Regions from separate parts of the Homo sapiens genome. Here region 1 is linked to region 2. The links are chromatin loops, found by intact Hi-C in ENCODE. Cell type or tissue: CD4-positive, alpha-beta T cell. All regions are shown on one strand.

Region 1 (2,500 bases), 960 kb before region 2:
CGGTACTCTAGCCTGGGCAACAGAGTAAAACCCTGTCTCTTAAAACAAAAAACGACTATACTGATTTTGGTACTGGCCTGGGCAACATAGCAAGACCCTGTGTCTATTTAAGATGAAAGCTTTTCAAATTAAAAAAAAAAACAAACAAAAAATAAATGCTTGTTACCTGCTTCCTATCTGATTATCAGAAGACTCGGTTTATTTGTTAAGCAATAATTTGGTAATAGGAGTTAAACCTATAAATAGTGGAAGGAGTCCTTAGCTGTGAGTCGTCTGTTCCATTCGTTGATTCTCATTCATTCAGCAAATACTTGAGCGCCTTCTACGTGCCAGGCACTGTTCTAGACACTCGGCATAAGTTGTTAAACAAAAGAGGCCAAGTTGATGCCTTTATGAAACTGTTTCTAGGCCAATGAGGCAGTCAATTAAAAGAGTTAATATCTATAGCTATCTCAATATAAAATGTTAATTAGAAACGCTGTGGAGAGTAACACCTTGGGATAGAGGGGATAGGGTGTGTCAGGAATGGGTGGGGTGGGAGCAGGGGAGGTCTTCATATAAGGTGTTAAGGGGAACCCTCTGGTGACAACACATGTGATCTGAGACCTGAAGTCTCAGATGAGGGAGGAAGCCATCATGGATCTGGTGCAAGAGTATTCTGGGCAGAGAAAGCAGCAAGCACAAAGGACCAAGGCAGCAGAATGCCAGGTGAGCAGGGGGCTTAGCAAACCAGAGAGTAGGAGATGGGTCGGATCATGTAGGGTCTCATTGGCCTTTGGAAGTACTTTAAAATACCCTGACTGAGATGGAGAGCCACTTGGCTGTATACCTGCCATTTACTGCCCCAGATTCACTTGGCCCTTTTCTAGCCTGCTCTGTAGATGTGCCCCAGGAGGGGGCCCTGCACTGACAGGTTGCCTTGCTTTATGGCTGCGGGCCATGGGAAGTATTGCTGGGGGTGACCGAGAAGGAGAAGAATGAGACCACTGTATTTCTTCCCTCCTGCAGGCTTGTGTGGGGTGGGGTTTCCTTAGACTTAAGGTCACATTTCCTGTCATGTGCCTTCTCTGCGGAGCTCTTTGTCTCCCTCCCTCTCCATCCTTCACACCTTCAGGTCTATGAGGAGTTCAGGTACCCCTGATTTACCAGCTCCAGATACTGCATTTTCTCTTGTGGTTTCCCTACACCTGCCCACATCTTTGTAAATAGTTCCTTTATAAACTCTCCTCAAATCACCCACTTTGTGCCATCTGTTTCCTGCCAGGACTTAGACTGATCCATGATCAGAGAGTTTTGAGCAGGGGAGTGACACAGTCTGACTAGCATTTTAACAGGCTCATTTAGGTTACTGTCAAGAGTAGATGGTGGGGAGTGAGGGTGGATACAGGGAAACCAGTTAGGAGGCTATTGCAGTATCCTGGGAGAGAGGTGACGGTGGCTTAGCTCACAGTGACGGTAGTGGAGGTAATGAGAAATGGTCAGCTCTGGATATTTTTATGAAGGTCTCTACCTTGCTAAGCTGTTTTGTTAATGCAGATGCAGGGAGGGCCTTTCATGACACTAGAGAACAAGACATGGTTGTATTGTTAGTGCCTGCCTTCCTTATTGTGCCATCTGGAATCATCCCATTGCAGACACTCTGATTCAGGCCAGTAGGTTAATACTGATAGTCTCAGAGGTAGCAGCCTTGCCAAAAACAGGTGTTTACAAAAGATACTACTGTTTTTCTTTGAGTTTGTCTTTGAACAGAGGCAAACGCGTCCTCCACTTTAAATGGCATGGTGTCATTGAACCATTGGCATGGTTCATTGTCAATGAAGTGACTTGAACTCTGAGGGGAATATAAGAGAATTATTAGTCTTGATCCCTGCCCTCAAAATTCTTTTATCTTAGAGAGATAAAAAAGAATATGCTGTAAGGCCGAGTGCGGTGGCTCACTCCTGTAATCCCAGCACTTTGGGAGGCTGAGGCTGGCGGATCACTGGAGGTCAGGAGTTTGAGACCAGCCTAGCCAACATGGTGAAACCTCATCTCTACTAAAAAAATACAAAAATTAGCTAGGCGTGGTGGTGTGCACCTGTAATACCAGCTACTCAGGACACTGAGGCAGGTGAATCTCTTTAACCTGGGAGGCGGAGGTTGCAGTGAGCCGAGATTGCACCATTGCACTCAAGCCTGGGTGACAGAGCAAGACTCCATCTCAAAAAAGAAAAAAATAAGAAGAATATGCTATAGGCAGTCACAGAGTGCTAAATTATAACTGCTTTGCACGAGGATTTTGGGGAGTTGAAAAGCCATCTGTGTGGGCTGAGGTGGTCAGGATGACTTCATGGAGAACGTGGAACTGGGTGGGCTGTAAAAAATAGAGTTTGGGGCAGCCATTCAAGGAGGGAGAGCTGTTTTGAGGGAAGACTCAGGCTTGACTGGGGGCGTTAAGATGGCTTACCAGGAACGGAGGGTGCAGGTTGGATGTGGTAGGAAATGAGGTGAGCTGGGCGGG
Region 2 (2,500 bases):
ACAGCATTTTGTTCCCTCAGCCTTTAAAACATTTACTGACCAACTGTCATGTGCAAGGGAGGAGGAACCAATTATTGAGTGCATGCTCATTTGCCAAGCTTCATTTGTTTTATTTCATTTTGTTTTCCAATCATCCCATGAAGTGTAACTCGGTTTTGCGACGTGGCTTGCCTAAAGCCACACAGCCACCAGAGTTCAAGCTAGAGTATGGAAACAGTGTTGTTCTTAAAGGTGGTCTTTAGCCGGGCATGGTGGCATGTGCCTGTAATTCCAGCTACTCGGGAGGCTGAGGTGAGAGGATCACTTGTGCCTGGGGGGCAGAAGGTGCAGTGAGCTGAGATCGCGCCACTGAACTCCAGCTTGGGTGAGAGAGTGAGACCCCACCTCGATTCAAAAGAAATTAAACGAAAAAGGTAGAGGGCTTCTTGTCTACCCATATCTCCTTCATCATACCCCACAATTCTAATAATGCTATATATCCAGAGAGGTGCCAGTCTATATTGAGAAAATACGGGAGGAATTCAATTCATGTGTAGGCTTGGTTATGAGGGAAAGTCAGTTGAAGGAGCAGGTAGTCTGGGGTTGTAGAAAAAATACAGGTTTTAGCATCAGCTAGATCAGGATTCAAATTCTGGTTCAATCTCTTGCAAGCCAAGTGGCCTTGAGTGTGTTACCTAACCTCCTTGATGCTCCATTCCCTCATCTGCAAACAGAGATAGTGCTACTCACTTTGCAGGGAATAGAGATTAGAGAGTATGCAAAGCATGTGGCATGGTGCCTGGCACATAGCAGATGCTTAGCATAAGGCTTCCAAGATTATTTGAGCTGGACCCTGAAGGACAGGTGCCCTTTTCATCAGGAGGAGATGGGGTCAAGAAAGGACATTTCAGGTAGAAGGAACAGAATGAGCAAAAATGTGTTTGCAGGAAACCACAAGTAGTAGTGAGTCATTTAGCTTGATTCAAATGTAGAAAAATGTACATGAGAGATGGAGGTTGTAATGGCAAGTTAGAGAACAATGAGGACCTCAAATGCCATCTGCTTCTCTCCACTCCCACTGTGCTTCCTTGCCTCAGTCTAGAACAGCTTCCCAGGTTGCTCACCCATCTCCTCACCGTCAGTCTTGTTGCTTGCAATCCATTCTCCACATTGCAGCCCAGGTTTGCTTATAGTTTGGACTTCATTCAGCAGCCACAAGAAGCCCCTGAAAGTCTTGAGCAGGGGAATGAATAGGTCAGCACTGTGCTTTAGTTATGTTGTCCAGACAGCAAGTCCGTGTAGTGAGGATCACAGTGCAGCTTAAGCAGCATAGTCACCTTGTCTGGGCAGGCTGCCAAGGACTCTCCTCTACTTACCAAGTACAGTCCAAACTCACTCACATGCTCTGTGAAGTTCATCACTGTGTGGCTCTGGCTGCCCGGCCGTGATCAGCCACTGGACCACCTCACACAACACCCTGATCCCCAGATTATATGTAAACCAGGCTTCTCTTCCTTTCCTTCAGAATACCCTAAATGACAGATGAAAGAGACACAGACCTTGGGATCTGGGTCTGTAGCAGAAGGCAGAACCCCCTAACCCCGCTCGCACACAGTATTTTATTTTATTTTATTTTTGAGGGCTAATGATTTATCTTAAAAATTCATGTCAGCTAGGTGCAGTGGCTCACACTTGTAATCTCAGCACTTTGAGAGGCTGAGGCGGGAGGATTCCTTCAGGTCAGAAGCTTGATAATAATGTGGGCAACATAGCAAGACACTATCTCTAAAAAAAATTTTTCTTTTTTTTTAATTAGCTTGGCATGGTGGCACATGCCTGTAGTCCTAGCTACTTTGGAGGCTGAGGTGGGAGGATCCTTTGAGCCCAGGAGTTCGAGGATGCAGTGAATTATGATTGTGCCATTGCACTCCAACTTTGGTGTCAGAGTGAGACCTTGTATCTAACAAAACTCAATCAAACAAAAAAACCAAAACCAAACAAAAGAAAAAAGTTCATGTCAATTTTGTCTTCTATTATGTAACATTCATGCTTATTTTAATTTAAAAATGCCTTTACTTCCTTCTTGTATAGCCTATTTTACCCAAATATTTAAGCAAAATTAACATCCCTGAAAAGGCACATCATCCTTATTCCATGGCTTTGAGTACGCCTTGAACCCCAGCAGTGGCTTCCTGAGCATATCTAATTTGGAAAGCACCACCTTAAATGGTAGCTGTAGCTCAAATTTTCTCTCTGCTAGGGGCGCCATTCTCTTTTTGAGCTGAAGAATTCCTATTTATACTTCAAGATCCAGCTTCAACGCTACCTCCTTATTTAAAATTGATCAACTGATTAATTCAATAAAGAGTTCATGAGAGGCTCTTCCTGCTAGCCTGCCTGGCCCTACCCCTCCCATGAGAACTGACCCAGCCTTCCTTTGTATTTCCATAGCACTTTGTAATACCTCCACTGTGGTTCTTATCCCATGGCGTTAAAACTTAGTTTGGATGTGTCTGTTTGC

The links. A loop is a pair of places that touch in the nucleus more often than their neighbours do. Peaks named below come from ENCODE experiments on the same cell type or tissue, not always from the same donor. Only the 100,000 strongest peaks of a DNase experiment are listed, where the experiment ranks them.
Region 1: a loop joins it to region 2, with 2.5 times the contacts of the local background. A loop is called at or near these places in 6 of 110 quality-filtered maps.

Annotation. Positions count from the first base shown.
Region 1 is chr14:64,989,402-64,991,901 of GRCh38, forward strand. All of the region lies in intron 3 of CHURC1-FNTB (CHURC1-FNTB readthrough), which reads left to right. The region is part of intron 1 of FNTB (farnesyltransferase, CAAX box, subunit beta); the gene reads left to right. Among named protein-coding and RNA genes, the nearest start is that of FNTB, 3.8 kb to the left of the region's middle. RefSeq lists an enhancer at 1,127-1,246. In CD4-positive, alpha-beta T cell, no CTCF peak of the experiment used is centred here; a DNase peak (open chromatin) is centred at 1,020; H3K27ac peaks cover 318 bases.
Region 2 is chr14:65,949,072-65,951,571 of GRCh38, forward strand. No RefSeq gene overlaps it. Among named protein-coding and RNA genes, the nearest start is that of LINC02290, 160 kb to the right of the region's middle. In CD4-positive, alpha-beta T cell, no CTCF peak of the experiment used is centred here; a DNase peak (open chromatin) is centred at 1,340.